2 separate regions of the Homo sapiens genome follow, and region 1 is linked to region 2. A link is a loop called in an ENCODE intact Hi-C map of the cell type or tissue named here. Cell type or tissue: dorsolateral prefrontal cortex. All regions are shown on one strand. Links, peaks and the distances in the headings refer to the core of each region. The heading gives the core; the rest is flanking DNA.

What was found. Peaks named below come from ENCODE experiments on the same cell type or tissue, not always from the same donor. Only the 100,000 strongest peaks of a DNase experiment are listed, where the experiment ranks them.
Region 1: it touches region 2 in a loop (8-fold over the local background); 5 of 110 quality-filtered maps call a loop at or near these places.

What each region holds. Positions count from the first base shown.
Region 1 is chr18:3,828,843-3,837,960 of GRCh38, forward strand. The region is part of intron 4 of DLGAP1 (DLG associated protein 1); the gene reads right to left. Among named protein-coding and RNA genes, the nearest start is that of DLGAP1-AS3, 45 kb to the right of the region's middle. In dorsolateral prefrontal cortex, for the core only: no CTCF peak of the experiment used is centred there; no DNase peak of the experiment used is centred there; H3K27ac peaks cover 3,366 bases.
Region 2 is chr18:3,778,887-3,788,004 of GRCh38, forward strand. The region is part of intron 5 of DLGAP1 (DLG associated protein 1); the gene reads right to left. Among named protein-coding and RNA genes, the nearest start is that of DLGAP1-AS3, 95 kb to the right of the region's middle. In dorsolateral prefrontal cortex, for the core only: no CTCF peak of the experiment used is centred there; no DNase peak of the experiment used is centred there; H3K27ac peaks cover 3,344 bases.

The DNA.
Region 1 (9,118 bases), core at 528-8,527, 50 kb after region 2:
TACTAACAATGTCTTAGAATTTTGAAATGCCCAACTACAGAAATGATATATAATTTAACCCAGACATTTCATTTAAAGAATCTTTAAAATAAGAGCCAGGTACATGGTAAAGTCCTCAATAAATGTTAGCTAATGTTTAAATCCTTCTCTATAGAGAATGCTTATAAAAGTGGCACTGAAGAAAATAAAATATTTTTCCACCATGTAATTCTTACTTAGGTAGTTTTTCACTTATAAGGAAGGAGGATGGTGCAATGAATACAGTACATCAGGTCAACCTGAGTTCAAATCTGACTCTACTTAGACCAGACATGTGATTTTGGCCTAATTACCTGAACATCTTTTAACTTCAGGTTTTCAAACATAAAGTGAGGACAGCAATACCTACTTCAGAGACTGACTATAAAGATAGAGATGATATAAAGTAACATATGACATGCTAACTCATTCAAAGTGTATTTGTAGGTTGCTTTTTCATATAGTAATCATGTTTAAATAACGGTTAAGTTCCCACATGGTGCAAACCCTTAAAGCTTGTTTCATTCATGATAGAGCTGACCCTTAATGGATTGTGCAATAGATCCAAGACTCTCTGAGCTTGGGGGTGGGAGGGGGTGGAGGGTGGGGAAGGTTAGTACACTTGGGGGAATCTCTAGAGGCCTGTGTATAGGGGACTGTGGATCAGTCAGGGTTCTCAGAAGAGAACAGGAAAAAAAAAGATTTATTTTAGAGATGACTGTGGTGAGTAGCAAGTCTGAAATCCACAGGGTGGTCTGGCAGGCTGGAAACTCAGGCTGGAGTTGATTCTGCAGTCTTGAGACAGAATCTTGTCAATAAAACCTCAATTTTTGGTCATAAGGCCTTTCAACTGATTGGTTGAGGCCCATCCACATTATGGAGGGTAATCTTCTTTACATAAAGTCTACTGATTATAGATTTTAACCACGTGTATACAATTACTTTACTGCAACACCTAGATTAGGGTTTGATTGGGCACTGGGTACTCTAAACTCAGCAGGTGGCTGCACAGAACTAACCATATAGACAGGAATTCGGGTGGGCAGCTTCTGAGGCAGTGGGAGGGAGACTTGATGGGCAGACAGGGCCGCTGCAGTGCTTATTGATATTCAGATTCTCTTCAGCTGTGAGCTGCATATGCTCCGTTCATTTTCTGAGGAACTATGGTTTGGGTCAAAGACGTGAGTGTAAAGACCATCTCCTCACTGGTTGTTCAGGAGACCCACAAAGGCCATGTAAGCAAAGTGAGACTCTTACTGGCTCTGTACCAGCACCTAGCAAGGTGCCTGGCATGTCAATTTCATTGACAATGTTCTTTAAGGGCAAAAGAGTCATTCATGGAATTTTTATTTCTTGTTGACAAATGAACAGGAAAATCTACAGTCACCTGAAACATCCCACCATGGTAAATAAACAGGAAATTGGCCAGGCGTGGTGGCTCACACCTGTAATCCCAGCACTTTGGGAGGCTGAGGTGGGCGGATCACGATGTCAGGAGTTCAAGACCAGCCTGGCTAACATGGTGAAACCCCATCTCTATTAAAGATACAAAAAATTAGCCGGGTGTGGTGGCACATGCCTGCAATCCCAGCTACTCGGGAGGCTGGGGGCAGAAGAATACCTTGAACCCGGGAGGCGGAGGTTGCAGGGAGCCGAGATCTTGCCATTGCACTCCAGCCTGGGAACCAGGGCAAGACTCTGTCTCAAAAATAAATAAATAAACAGGAAATTTATAGACTCATCTTTTATTTAAGCCCTTTGTATTCTGAAAGACAAAGAATTCCATAATGCCCGGCCTTGATAAAACAAATATAGAGCTAACCTTAAAAAAATCAAGATTTACTGTAGCAACTTGCACATACTACTAATGTAACACTGATCACATTGTTTTAAAACCATTTGTTTATAGATCAGTCTCACCCACCAATCTGTAAGCAACTTGAGAGGAGGGATGATGTCATTTGTCTGGCAGAGACCAATATTCATTCCTATAATTCTAGTTCTAAGCAGAGTATAAAAGAAAACAACATATTGTAAAGTAAAAGTGCTCATGAAATCTCTAATTACATCACTCAGGTTGTACCTATTTTATTCAACTGAGAAATAAAGTATGGACACCTTTCATCCCAGATTTTCCTCTACCAAGGGCAGGGAAGAAACCTCGCAATGGTTGTGGGCAAACAGGGATCATGGAGGAACACATCTCCGTGCACGAAGTTGCTGGTGCATGTGTGTAGAGGGGGTATGAATGACCAGTATCCAGAAGAGAGGCTCTTTTGGCATCCAAGGAGCTGCAGTTGGATGTTGCTGTGGAGATATTTGGGGAAGCAAGGCCACAACCCCCAGCAGGGTCAACTGAACTCTACTAGGCCCAGAGAGACCCATCACCAGATCATGGCAGGACGAGTCAAACAGAATCTGAAGACTGTCATCTCACCCTGTGTATTCCAAAGCACATTTTATGGATCACCAATCCTTTTTTTTTTAATACTTTAAGTTCTGTGATGCATGTGCAGAACATGCAGGTTTGTTGGATCACCAGTCCTTAGAAATGTTCTGTGAAATGTGGTTCCAAGAGGGTTTGGGAGATGCTTTATACTGTATTGTTCTCTTAAAGAGTTTCCATCCATATGAGCATCTTAAAGATTCTAGGATGTCTGCCAATATAGAATTCTGAATACAGTACTCAGTTTCTCAAATTCAACTCCTTTTCTTCACATTAATATCTATTCAAATCATCCTTTGGGAAATGTCAGCTTCTTCACATACAAACAAAGAAATTGACATCCAGAATGTAAATTACAGCTTATATGGCTAATAAGTGGCAGAACTGGGTTAGAATTCAGATCTCCTTTGGCCCATTGCACTTTCCCAGTTCATCACACTGCAACTATTTATCTCACCACTGAACTCTTCATGAATACCTTTCAACAAATTCTGTGAAACTGTTTTGATCTCCCTATATCAACATGTAGAAGACAAACATGAAGGAATGGCTACTGTGTATAGGAGGGACTCAGCCTTTGGAAACTTCATATTTTGTGTCAAGCCTGTGCCAGGATATGTTTCATTCAAGTTATCAGTGCAAATGAGAGGTGGTAATAGAGACATGTAAGTGACATGGATCTATACAAATAGGTTTGGGTCACATCTTGTATTTTACACCAAGAACCTAGATCATGCCAACCTTTTGATGGTAAAAACTGTAATGAGAGAAGAATGCTTCGTCAAGATAATAAATGATTACCTTTGCATATAGAAATAACCAGAACCCATGCATGCACACTCCATTATTCCTTCTGTCTCCCGACATTGACTGGAATTCAGTCTTTAGTATCCTCTCTCTGTCACACACACATGAACGCACAAGCACACTTCATATTCAGTGATGATGTTTTTCCTATTACAAAAACTGTGAACTACCCATGGACAGTAATAATGCAGATATATTTCATTTGAGAAAGGCTTTCTTTTGTCATTTTCTTTCTTTACCTTTTTGGTGATGAGTCAAGCTGACCTGCTGGGTGAGATGGTTCAGATATTCATGCTTCCTCCTAGTAACGATGCTGGCTTTCTGCAATTCAAATGACCCACTACAGCTGCACGAGTAGGCACTTAGCCACCTACTCCAGTTAGTAATTATTCGTTTAGACTAAAAAATTCTGAATCAATAGAAAAACATTGAATTAAGCCTCATTTTTGATATCTCATTTGACAAAGGAATCATGTTATTTTTCCTTGCAGTGGATTTAGATAAACATCCAGAAAAAAAAAATGTTTTGTGTTGGAACGGCCACAGAGAACCTTCTTTTTTTTTTTTTCCCAGGAGGGAACATAATTCTAAGTCAGGAAAAATAATTTATGTGGCTTCCTAGTTTCTGCCCAAACCAGCCATATGCTCTCAATATTACTGGAAGAAGTCTGAAACAGAAAATACAAAGTAGGGGCAAGAAGGCCCTTGTGGGGGATGCAGGGGTGGAAAACGGGAGGCAGCTTAGGTGCCCCCCCCATCACTGAGGCAGAGGAGTGAGAGCACCTTTCTCCTTTGTACACCCACTTGTCTGTCAACTTTCCTCCTTCCATTTGAGGCTGCTCCTGGATGTAAATTTTGACCTGCTTTCAGTTGTAATAAATACATGAGGCATAGAAGTAAGAGAAGCTCAAATAGCTTTCTAAAGGAGAATCTCATAAATAACAGTAGCTTTTGTTGTGCCCTATTACATTGGTGGTGTAATTTTCTTTTTTCTTTAATTTTCTATGAATTATAAGATTCCTTCCTTCCTTCCTTCCTTCCTTCCTTCCTTCCTTCCTTCCTTCCTTCCTTCCTTCCTTCCTTCCTTCCTTCCTTCCTTCCTTCCTTCCTTCCTTCCTTCCTTCCTCCTTGTTTTTTTTTGACAGGGTCTCACTTTCTCCCCCAGGCTGGAGTGCAGTGGTGCAATCACAGCTCACTGCAGCCTCGATCTTTCAGGCTCAAGCAATCCTTCCACTTCAGCCTCCTGAGTAGCTAGAACCACAGGCACATGCCACCACGCCCAGTTAATTTTTGTATTTTTGGTAGAGATGGGGTTTTGCCATGTTGCCCAGGCTTGTCTCAAACTCCTGACCCTCAAGTGATCTGCCCGCCTCAGCCTCCCAAAGTGCTGGGATTACAGGTGTGAGCCACCGCATCTGGACTGTTTTGTTTTGATTTACTAAACAGCTTTTATTTTTCTCTTCTGTTACACAGAAACAAACAAAAAGATAATTATTTTGTTTGGGAGGCATTTGGGTATCATGAAATATTTAAATCAGAGATTTCTAGCACGTGTGATCAATGAAAATAGAGGGAAACTAGGACTTCTGAACTGATTTCCTTTTGGAGCATTCTCATAGATGAATCTACAAGGATACAATGATTTGTCTGAATGATAAATTTACCTGAATAATTTATCTGAATGATAAAATTTTGATACCTTTATTAAGATACTTGAAGGTGTTGGTTTACAAAAGATTAAGTACCACAGTGTAAAAATTCTATTGTTGCATTAATTTGATTAGCAATGAAAAACTCAGAATCCATTTCTAAAGAAGTTGATAATACAAATAAAACATTTACCTAAAGACTGACTATACACAAATAATTTCTGCAATTTATCCAACTCATAAATTGGTATAGAGATTTATGGGCCGGGCGTGGTGGTTCACACCTGTGATCCCAGCACTTTGGGAGGCCGAGGCGGGTGGATCATGAGGTCAGGAGATCCAGACTATCCTGGCTAACACGGTGAAACTCCGTCTCTACTAAAAATACAAAAAATTAGCCGGGTGTGGTGGCGGGCACCTGTAGTCCCAGCTACTCAGGAGGCTGAGGCAGGAGACTGGCGTGAACCCAGGAGGCGGAGCTTGCAGTGAGCCGAGATCGCGCCACTGCACTCCAGCCTGGGAGATAGAGCAAGACTCTGTCTCAAAAAAAAAAAAAAAAAAAAAAAAAGATTTATGTAATAGATGATTAATCATAGCACTGGTTGTAAAAGCAAAATGCATGGTAGTGAATACTGTTCCCCAATATGTATTGCTAATATACTAGTTCTTTAACATGTGATGTTAATATAGTACAAAGTAGCTTCATTAAAGAAAGAGTTTTGATTTGATTCAATCCTGTGTTCCCGGTGTCTGGAAGTGAGCTTGGCACACAGTAGATGAGCATTAAACATTTGCCAAATGAATGGACACTCCATATAATCAAATATATGTACATAGGTGAATGTGTACGTACACATATACATATTTGTATGTTTGACTATATGTAGAAAATAGCAGAAGGCGAATGTTAAAATGGTAACAGTGATGGCTGCCTTTGGTTAAATAAGACTGGAACACGGTGGGGGAGGGAGCTTTTACTTTTAACCCTGTATCAATCTGTACTATTTGAATTTTTTTCACAATTAGCATATGTAACTTTTATTAAAAAATGAATTCTGTGAAAGAACCCCAAATGTACGACCACTGGAGATCTGCATTTTAGAATTTGTGTTGTCTTTACATTATCTCACCTTAAAGATACAACTCCATTATGTACACGATAACCTAAGGAACAGGCTTTGACTGGAAATTGATGAAACTTGGACCACAGAATCAGAAATTAGAATCTTCAAAGAATCGTCATTACAGATTATATTTTGCTTTTCCATTTCTTCAGCTTCAACCAGAATTTTATATTCAAAGTTAAGAAAATTTACATGTAACTGTATGCAAAAACCCATATGGCCTGTGTCAGTCTGTACCACTTATTTTCAATGAGATAAAATAGCTTATTTAAACTTTGAATTTTCCCATTGGGTTTAGATGATTTAGCTGTTTATCCAGCAGCCCTATACTTAAAAATAGATGAGATGACATTTGTGGGTTCTTTAAAAAAATACCCTTTGGAGAAAGAAGCAGAACACTAATGCCATATTTACCATTTACATTATATAAGAATGGCAAGTTTTTATAGAATGAGTGCTTCATAGAAAATATCCTCCTTTCTGGCCAGGCGTGGTGGCTCACGCCTGTAATCCCAGCACTTTGGGAGGCTGAGGGGGCAGATCATGAAGTCAGGAGATCAAGACCATCCTGGGTAACACGGTGAAACCCTGTCTCTACTAAAAACACAAAAAATTAGCTGGGCGTGGTGGCGCGCGACTGTAGTTCCAGCTACTTGGGAGGCTGAGGCAGGAGAATCGCTTGAATCTGGGAAGTGGAAGTTGCGGTGAGCCAAGATCGCGTCATTGCACTCCAGTGTGGCAACAGAGCAAGGCTCCGTCTCAAAAAAAAAAAAAAAAAGAAAATATCCTCCTTTCTAACATAAAAGCTATAGCTCTTCTGTAACCAGTCACAATCATTGCATATATGAGGGCATCCCACATAAGTTTCATTATTTGATGATTATAATTAATTTAATGGAAACATAAACATGGTTGGAAAGTTTCCAATAATAGCATAGGAAGATTTTTCTCTCCCTTCTCCCTTCCAATTATGTAGTGCCTCCCCGCCATCGCCATCATTCTTTTATCAATTATTTATTGTGTGTCTGCTATGTGGGAGGCACAGTTGTTATAAAACAAATATAAAGTTGATGTTGACTATATTTAACTTGACCTTATATACCTATTTAATAATTATAGCAACCTGCCAAAAATGAGAAGTGATTAATATTAGCCCTAAACCTGCTGTCATACGATTCCACAGAGTTCAAGATAAGAATTAACATAAGTTAAGCTGAAAATATACTGTCACCTGAAATTGCAAACTGGGTAGGTATACAGGAGAACGATAGTCAATTAAAGTATGAAATATTCAAATCAGTGTTCCAATCTTGGTAGCATTGCTGATGGCAAAGGATGATGACACCAGGAGGAAATGAAAGCAAACACATCACTTTCCTACTCAGAATAGTACACCTATCTTAGGATCTTACTGATTTTATTTATTAAAAAAATACACTTTAGGAGAAAAGTGCATTTATCGGGTAATATGAAAGAGGAAATGAGGTCTGTGTGAGGGCATGGGTATATGCCATCACTATGCAACATTTTAATCTTCAGTTTTTATAGGAGTTTCCTCTGAGCACTCATCAAAGGTAATGGGATTAGATTTTTTTTCTTCCTTTGTCAAATGTTTTCCTCACCCTGAATACTGTCACACACGTCGCAGGTGGATGAGATTTGTCCACTGAGGAGGAATTGCACTTTTCGACCCTCCTAGGATGTGACTTGAATACCTGGCTTGTTCCATGTTGGGCTTGCCACCTGCTCCTGCTCTGAGGTAGCCGCTGACCTAAAGGCATCGCAAGGGTGGTGAGGTGAAGAGGGAGCAAGTGTTCTCAGCCACACATTTTTCCATCTCCCCTCAGAATCCACCTCTCAGAGGTAGCCTAAGTGGCCCTCCTACCGGATGCGTTGTTTTATCACGACTGCAGCTTTCTTTTCTTAGATTCTGCCAATGCTTTTAATGGGCTGGTCCCCTGCGAAGAGCAGGGATTTTGTGTTTTCTTTTGAAGAGCGTGGTAGATTTCTGAGCACCCTGTGGCAGTCTGTAAAAGTGATAAATACAAATGATGAACAATGAAGCAGGCTCTTGAGTTCTGGGGCTGGCTACAGGAGAACTCAGAACGAGGGAAAAAAATAAATCAATTTCTAACACAAAGGCAAGATTTAGCCTCTCATTAGATCCAACTGCTACATGTAAAGAAGTTTGTTAAGAAAATGGCACAGGGATTTTGTGAGGTGGAGCCAAGCCTGCGAAATAGGCTTTCAAGATGTGTTTTCTATCTTCCTTCCAATTTTGGGTGCTATGATGTAACAGGATTTTGAAATCCAAGCATATGTTATTTTCTTTCTTCTTTTCCTTTTATGTTTAAACCTCCATTATGATGAATTAGCTTTCCTTCCTCAATAATTTAGAGTTTATTTTCTATAAAAAGGAAGCATTTAGAAATGTGATATTAGGCATATGGCCCCCTTTCAGATCCTTCCAGTTCTATTTGTATATGGTTTTAGACTCAGCTGTAAATATATTAATTTATGCAGCAATGGATATTATAAATCCTACACTTTATATAGATGTAGGCTCTTTCTTTTCATAAACAAAACTTGAAACAATACTAAATTTTTAAAAAGATAGACATAATTGATAATTTCACTTTGAGAAAGCAAAGTAACCCAGATTGTAAATGTTATGGACAAAGGCTGGGCGCAGTGGCTCATGCCTGTAATTCTAGCACTTCGGGAGGCCGAGGTTGGTAGATTGCCTGAGCTCGGGAGTTTGAGACCAGCCTGGGCAACATGGTGAAACCCCGTCTCTACTAAAAATACAAAAAAAATTAGCTGGGCGTGGTGGTGTGTGCCTGTAAAGCCAGCTATTTGGGGGGCTAAGGCACGAGAATTGCTTGAACCTGGGAGACGGAGGTTGCAGTGAGCCAAGATCAAGCCACTGCACTCCAGCCTGGGCGACAGAGTGAGATTCTGTCAAAAAAAAAAAAAAAAAAAAAAAAAAAAAAAAGTCAGGGACAAGGATAAATGCAAATTGTACACATTTCTCTCTCTTGATTTTATGATAGTTTGGAAAAGAACCATTTTTT
Region 2 (9,118 bases), core at 424-8,423:
CCAGCCAGTCCTGCAGCCTTGTAAGTCACGTGGCGTTTATACAGGGAACTGCAGAGGCATGCAAAACCCAGTCTATCCCAACCTGAGCTCACCCTCCATATCATATTACTCTGACTAGGTCATCCCCCCACGACCCAGGCCCAAAGACCACCGTTCCTTTTCTTGACCACCCGCAGGTGGTGAGTGAGCAAGTTTTCCAAATCTAGCTCCCAAATTTCTGTCTGTGTTGTCCTCCCTCCTTCTGTCCCGATCTCAGAGCCTAGATCCTGGTAGAGTTCTCCTGTCCTGTCTCCCTGTATCTCTCTGCATGGAAGGATTAATCCTTAAAAGGCAATGCCACCAGTTTTGCTGTTGTTGTTGTTGTTGTTGTTTTAGAGACAGGGTCTGCCATGTTGCCCAGGCTGGTCTCGAACTCCTGAGCTCAAGTGATCCTCCCACCTTGGCCTCCCAAAGTGCTGGGATTACAGGTGTGAGCCGCCATGTCTGGCCCAGCAATCAGTTTTTTCCCCAAAACTCCAAAACTTTCAGTGGTTTCCATTGCCTACCAAATTAAGCCCAAACCCATAGTAATCCATCCAAGCCCTCTCGGATCATGCCTGAACACTCTCTGAGGATACAGGTAATACTGCACTGCTGTGGACAAGAAAGACGACACTTGATTGTCCTCCAGTGGGCCTGCCTCATTGCTTTGTTCATGCTGCCCCATTGTTTTGATCTCCTCCATCTCTGCATGGCAATATTCTATCTATTGTTTAAGATCCAGTTTAAATCCCATCTCCTCCAGGAAGCTTGCTTGCTCTGATGCAAAGAGAAGGAAGCTGCCTCTTCATCTTTTCCACATCTTTAATGGGCTATTATATAGAGTGGTCAGTGCACCCTTTTTTTTTTTTTACTCTTTCTTTCTTTTCTTTTTTTTTTTGAGAGAGGGAGTGTTGCTCTGTCACTCAGGCTGGAGTGCAGTGGTGTGATCTCGGCTTACTGCAACCTCCACCTCCCGGGTTCAAGCGATTCTCCTGCCTCAGCTTTCCAAGTAGCTGGGAGGCGCACGCCACCACGTCCAGCTAATTTTTGTATTTTTTAGTAGATACGGGGTTTCACTATATGTTGGCCAGGCTGGTCTCAAACTCTTGACCTCAAGTGATCTACCTGCCTAGGCCTCCCAAAGTGCTGGGATTACAGGCATGAGCCACCGCTCCCGGCCTGTTACTCTTTCATAGACCACCCCACAGGCTTAAAAAAAATTTTAAATTACAAAATATAGACATGCTCATATGGAAAATGTAATAACTGGCATGGGTAAAAAATAAAGGTATCCTTTCTCCACAGTTTAGTTATTTAAAGATAAGTTATTATCATGTATCTGTATTTATTCCTTATTGCTACTGTAATAAATCACCACAAGCTTAGTGGATTAAAACAACATTACCTTATTATGTTACATTCCTGGAGGTCAGAAATATGAAATGGGTCTCATTGGCTGAAATCAAGGTGTCAACAGTGCGGTGTCCCTTTCTGCAGGTTCTAGGGGAGAAGCTCTTTCCTTGCCTTTTCCAGCTTTTAGAGGCCTCCTGTATTCCTGGATGTGTGGCCTCTTCCTCCATATGCAAAGCCGGCAGTGGTTGGCTGGGTCTGTCCAGGTCCCCCTCCAACGCTAACTTTTCCGCCTCCCTTTTCACGTGTAAGGCTGCTTGTGATTATCCAACTGGATCATTCCAGATAATCTCCCTATTTTAAAGTCAGTTGTTTAGTAACCTTAATTCCAACTGGAATCTTAATTCTTCCTTGCCATGTAACATATTCACAGGTTCCGGCATTAAGATGTGGATATCTTTGCAGGCTATTATTCTGTCTGCCACAAGATCCTTTCATGTATTTCTCCTACTTTATAATATCAATATCAATATGGAAAAGGATTTATTTATATATTTTTTAGAGACAGGGTCATGCTATATGTTGCCCACCAGGAGTGCAGTGGTGCAATCTTAGCTCACTGGCTCACTGCAACCTCGAATTCCTGGGCTCAAGTGATCCTCTCACTTCAGTCTCCCAAGTAGCTAGGACTACAGACATGCACCTCCATGCCCAGCTAATTAAAAAAAATTTTTAAAAACGTTTTTTGTAGAGATGTGGTCGGTCTTGTTATGTTTCCCAGGCCGGTCTTGAACCCCTGGGCTTAAGTGACCCTCCTGCCTTGGCCTTTCAAAGTGCTGGGGTTGCAGGCATGAGCCACTCTGCCTGGCCCAATGTTTATTTTTAAATATGTGATTGTTAAAGGTGTGAGATACCAGACATATGATATTATGTATCTTGTTTTTTAATAGATAATTTATCTTGTACATTTTTTATGTCAGTTCATTCAGAGGCCCTCATTATTTTTAGCAGTTGCACAGTATCCCATAGCATGAATATTTCATGATTTACTTAATATTTTCCTACTAATGGACAGAAATTGTAGCAGCTTTCAATTTTTTTTTTTTTTTTTGAGATACAGTCTTGCTCCTGTTGCCCAGGCTGGAGGGCAGTGGTGCGATCTTGGCTCACTGCAACCTCCGCCTTCCTGGGTTCAAGCTATTCTCCTGCCTCAGCCTCCCGAGTAGCTGGGACTGCAGGCACCTGCCACCATGCCGGCTAATTTTTTTTGTATTTTTAATAGAGATGGGGTTTCACCATGTTGGCCAGGCTGGTCTCAAGCTCCTGACTTTGTGATCTGCCCGTCTCAGCCTCCCAAAGTGCTGGGATTATAGGCGTGAGCCAGCAGCTTTCAATTTTGTACCTTGTGTGTATATGTTTGTGTCCTTAGATAAGATTGTCTACAGCAGAGATACCCGTAAGGGGACCTGCTGGGAGCAAAGGATAATTTATATTTTCAAAGGGCATTTACAAATTTTGATCTATATTTACATATTATATACCATTAAATAAAGTAGAAATTTTAAAAACATATTGCTGTTCAAATTCTTATAAATTCAACAAGTTCAGATCTTTTCTTGATGGATTCAACTACTTCTCATCTAGGTACAAGGTACACACCGCTACATTTGATTAAACATGCTTGATTTGATTAAAATACAGCTATCCTTGTTGTTGTTATTGTTGTTTTTTTGTTGTTTAAAAACTCTACGGGAGATTCTATTCCAAGCTTGGAACAGTATTCCAAGCTTGGAACAGTATTCCAAGCTGTTCCCAATGACCATCTTGGTGTGGAGACACAAAGAATGCCTCAATGATCATTAAAGTTCACTTTTGCTCTAAGATTTTTTTTTTTTTTTGGACAGAGCCTTGTTCTGTTGTCCAGGCTGGAGTGCAGTGGTGCAATCTCGGCTCACTGTGACCTCCGCCTCCTGGGTTCAAGCAATTCTCCTGCCTCAGCTTCTAGAGTAGCTGGGATTACAGGTACGTGCCACCACGCCTGGCTAATTTTTGTATTTTTAGTAGAGACGGGGTTTCACCATGTTGGTCAGGCTGGTCTCGAACTCCTGACCTCAAGTGATCCGCCTGTCTTGGCCTCCCAAAGTGTTGGGATTACAGGCGTGAGCCACTGAGCCCGGCCTTGGTCCAAGATTTAAAGTATGAAGCATTCGGCACAAAACAAAGACTAATCATGTGAAGAGAGACTTTGCAGGTGTTGATGATGCATAAATCAGAAGAACTCAAGGGAGACGCCAAATCCCTTTAGAATGGCCCAAGTTTTTCTGGGTAGGGGGAAGAAAATGCAATGGCAATGACTCACCAAAGTCCACCAAAATGTTTTCACTGTACTGATGAGCTATCAAACATCTTTACAGACCTTCAATGCACAATTCCTCTTTGTTCTTTTAAATAAGAACGTGACTTCCCATCTTTTCAAACTTATATTTGAATGTCTTTTAAAATGCCTTTGACCTCAATTATTATGACTTTTCTTGTTTTTTAAATGTTGGACTTCACCAAAATTAAAAATTTTTGTGAGTCAAAGGACACCTCAAGAAATTGAAAAGACAATCCAAAGAATGGGAGAAAATTTTTGCAAACCATATCTCTGATAAAGAACTTATATCTAGAATATATAAACAACTCCTACAACTCAATTATTCAAAGACAAATACCTCAATCAAAATGGGTAAAAAATTTGAATAGATATTTCTCCAAAGAAAATATACAAGTGACCAACAAGCATATACAAAGATTCTCAAATGGTTAGTCATTTGAGCAATGCAAATCAAAACCACAGTGAATTACTACTTCACACCTTCTAAGACAACTACAATAAAAATGGATAGATAAGAATATGTTGTCCAGGATGTGGAGAAATTGGAGCGCTTATACACATCTAGTGGGAAGAAAAAGGGTACAGCCACTTTGGAAAACAGTCTGGCAGCTCCTCAGAAGGTTATAAATGAAGTTAGTATATGAACCAGCAATTCTGCTCCTAGCTATATACTTGGGAGGAATGAAAACATATGCCCACATAAAAACCTGTACACATATGTTCATAGGAGCATTACTCATGATAGCCAAAAGTGAAACAATCCAAAGTTCATCAACTGATGGATGAATAAATAAAATGTGGGTTTTCCACACAGTAAAATACTATGCAGCTCTAAAAAGAAATGAACTACTAATGCATGCTACAACATGGATTAACCTTGAAAACATTATGCTAAATGAAAGAAAGGGTCACATGTGCAAAATGTCCAGAATGGGCAAATCCATAGAGACAAAGTAGAATGGAGCTATCTGGGGCTGTGGGGAGGGCTGGAGGGAAATGGGGCATGACTACCAATAGGCATGGGGATTTGTGGGTGCTGAAAATGTTCTAAAATTGATAGTGGTGGTGCACAGCTGTGAAGATACAAAAAACCATTGCATCGTACACTTAAAAAATGGGTGTGTTATATAGTATGTGCATTATATCTAAATAAAGTGGTTACTACAAAAAGCAATATCCTTTGGAAGTTGCTTACATGTGAATATAAGGCTTTTCCCTTTCTATGGATGCCACAGCGATTTCGAGAGGGGTAATACTGGTGGTGGTGAGAATCTTATGTGTCCTCATAAGTGAAACCGATGTTTAAGCACTGAGGTAAAGTGCTTAAATTAATCTGCTTTTTGTCTGCTTTTTGCTCCTGGCCCCTGGCTGGTGGGCTCATTTTTCTCTCTGTATGCTGATCTTGTGTGTCCAACAAAAGCATAATTTCCAAATTTGAGCATGAGGTCTTTTGTCTACAATGGAAGTCATTGCACAGACTAGAGTGTAAAGAAACAAATTGTGTTTGTGTGTATGTTTGCAAATCCATGTGTAAGTGGGAGGCCGATGAAGGGAGAAGTGTCAGCCCCCAAGCCATTGTTTGTTCCTGTGTGCTGCATCCTAGGCTCCCCCGAGTTGGCCTGTTTAGGCGCACAAGGCACCTCATCTCGGCTGCTTCTTTCTTGGACCCCCCCTAGTTGTTGGGTCTCGATGTGTAGCAACAACCTGGGGGCCGGGTACTCACCAACCTCTATCCTAGCCTTCTTTTCTATCAAGGTTTGTTTTCCGTTTTCTTCTTCTTTTTCGTAAGCTGTTATAGTCTCTGGAATGACTTGGGTCTGCCGTGTATGTGTTATTTTTTAAGAATCCTGGAGAATCTATTTTTACTCCTCTGTTCAGGTGTCCAAATGCTGAAGACATTTTCTCCCAATCAACGGCAACCCACCCACAATGTCAGTGCGTTCTCTGATTAGGCCTCTTGATGACGGCCGGATCCCTGCCCGGCTCTGCGCCCGCGATGCTCCTGGGGTGCCCACACAGAACTGCTCCTGACGAGGAAAAAAGGGGGACGTTCCAGGCCCAGTCTGGATCCAGTGCAATGAGCGAGAGCCTTGGGGAAAAGGCGCTGCCAGAATTTTATTTTGTTAAAAACTGTATTGAGAAAACAAAGATAATCTCTAGAATTGGTTCTAAAATTCAAGTGAAACCTGTAAACATGCAGGTGACAGGGCTCTGGCTGCCTCCCTGGCCTCGTCTTCTACCCCTTGTCCCTTGTCCTCCTGCTGCCAGCCACTGGCCTTCTTGCTGCTCCCTGTATCATACAACCACGCTCCTGCTGCAAGGCCTTTTCTGGGTTTGTAAAATGAAAACCCAGGTACTTCTCCCTTTAAAAAAAATCCACCTTACTTTACAGACTGAAAAATAATGACTGCTTCCCTTCTCATATGTTTTTAAATAATCTATGCAGCAGTTGTGCATTCATTCACTTCATTTGTGCTCCCACTGATGGAAGTAGTTTTGAAGAACAGGCTGTATTAGTTTCCTGTTGCTGCTGTAACAAATTACCACAAGCTTAGAGGCTTAGAAAACCCACAGAGTTATTATCTTACAGTTCTGGAGGCTGGAAGGCTGGAATGGGTCTTAAGGGCTGCAGTCAAGGTCTCAGCAGGGCTGAGTTGCTTACGGATGCTGGAGGGGACAGCCTGTTCCTTTGCTTTGTAGGGGCCCAAGGAAAACATCCCCTTCGCCCTCTGAAGGTTCACTGAAAAACTGGCTGACAAAAAGCAGATTAATAGAAAAAAAGGCATGCAACATTTATTCTAATGTGCATAGCATGGGAGAATTGCAGGAGAATGAGTACTCAATAACTCAGTGGAGTACAGATCTTATAAAGCCTTCTGCCTAGGGGAGGGGGACATGGGGGAATGTAGACCATTCTTTTGAGGGGCAGTAAATGATCATTAGGGAGAATGAATGGGCCTAGAAGACAGAAATTAACTTGTAAATGGAATTTGGATTTTGAATGAACCTGGGAGGTATTGTCTTGTGAAAAGGTCTGTCCAGGTGGGTTTGCATCCTCAGTGTTCTTTTCTGAGATAGCGAATGAGATTTACAGGGATGGGAGGTGGAAGGCAACTGTGGTTCTCTTTGGGGTCTGGTTCCCAGGTGGATAAGAGAATACCGAAGAAAAGCTTCGCCCTATGCCTTAGGAGAAACAGAGGATTGAAAGGGAGCAGGGGAGCAGGTCAGAGAGACCTTGAGGACTTTGAGGCTACTTCTGTAGTTCAGTCATATTTTGGGGTAAAGTGTGCTGGCTTCCTTCAGCCTTTTTTCCCTCCTAGAGGCAGTCTATATTTCTTGGCTGTGGCCCTTTCTTACATCTTCAAAGCCAGTGGTGCAGCATCCTCCAATGCTTCCTTCTCTCTCCAACTCTGCTTCTGCTGTCATCTCCTCCCCTGACCCAGACCCTCCTGCCTCCCTTTTATAAGATCCCTCAGATGACATTGATCTCACTGGGATAATCTCTTCATCTCAAGATCCTGAACTTAATCACATCTGCAAAGTCCATTTTGTCATGTAAGGTAACAAATTCACAGGTTCTAGGGATTGGGATTTAGACATCTTTGGGGGGCATTATTCTCCCATCCACAGAGGTCAAAGGCTGAGATAATTCAAATGCATTATTTTGCACCAAATGCTCCCATTTGGTTTTTATGATGACGATGATGATGACTAGATAGGCCCCTATGTAGTACTAGGAAACCAAAAATAGTTACAGAAAATAGAAATAAACCTGTTAAAATACTTAATGAGAATAAACCAGTAAAAATTACAGAGGCACATGTGGGCTTAGTGAATAATATCTTTCTAATGCAGAGAAGATGTCATCCATGGAAAAGGCTATCAGTGGTATGTGTGGTCTTGGGTTTGGACTAGCTATGGTGCGTGCCAGCATGGAACTCTCCAACTTCAGCAGTCCTTGGTTCTGACAAGGAACTCTCAGCATTTGACCAATCACCTGCAGTCACAGGTGAGAACATGGGGCCCTCACTGAGCAAAGACCAAGCCTTTTAAGTGTACCTCAAAAATAAGCTAAGTTAATGGAAAATAGGAGTGAATGACTGCAGTGTTTATTTTTAAATTGCTTTCAAGTGGTGCATCTGTTGTATAAAACAAGACATTTCAGCTCAATAAATTTTTGGACAATGTCTCCTCTAGTTATCAGAAACTTGGTATTAATGACGAACTCTGGCTTCTAGCTCAAAGTCAAAGAACAGTGGAAAATGAATGTGCTTCAATGAGGAACCACAACCTAATAGAGATTTCATGGAGTGTGTTGTTCGCATTTTTACATTGTCTTAGATGAAAGCAGTGAATAAGTACCAAATGGTGAATCTTGAAACCCATCATGGGAGAATTAGCAGTGGTTATTTGTGCAACAAGCAGAAGTAATGAGTATTACAAGAGAACTTAGGTTTCTAAAAACAAGTTTAGGAAAAATGCTCATGATAATCAAAATAGGAACATCATGAAATGGCTTTAGATTTTTTGGGCATAGATATATGGTCACATTAAAGTAAATGAGAGGGGCCAGGCGTGGTGGCTTACACCTGTAATCCCAGCACTTTGGGAGGCCGAGGCGGGCGGATCACAAGATCAGGAGTTCAAAACCAGCCTGGCCGATATGGTGAAACCCCGTCTCTACTAAAATACAAAACTTAGCTAGGCGTGGTGGTGGGCACCTGTAGTCCCAGCTACTTGCAAGGCTGAAGCAGGAGAATTGCTTGAATCTGGGAGGCGGAAGTTGCAGTGAGCCAAGATTGCACCACTGCACTCTGGCCTGGGTGACAAAGCGAAACTCCATCTCAAAAAAAAAAAAAAAAAAAAAAAAAAAAAAAAGGTAAACTAGTGGAAAATGAACTTCTATTAATATGAATTTCCTCGTGACTTCACTGTGGTTTGTATTATTTAACTAAGATGAGTCATACGAAAGTAGTATTACCATGAGTACAATGGAGGCTGCATGATCCTCTTGGCAGTTTTACCTCGTTCTTACCGGTATTCATTCCTTCTAAAATATTACCAGAAAACTATGCAAAATGTGGGCTTCCTTTTGACTCTGTTGGTGCTCAGAAACCGATACCCCAAAATATGGCACTTTGATATGTCGAACTGAAGAAGGCTCTCAAGGTCTCTCTGACCCCCCGCCCCAAGCTCTTATCCTCTGTCTCTTGCAAAACACAGGATGAAGTTCTCTGAAGTGCCCTCACCTGCCTAAAGTCTGGACTTGTCAAAAAAACAATTCCCTTTGGTTCTTTCCCAAGTCTTTATTAACTGGACTTATATCACAGGAAGAAAGACTTAAATCTGTCAACACGCCTGGACTGACTT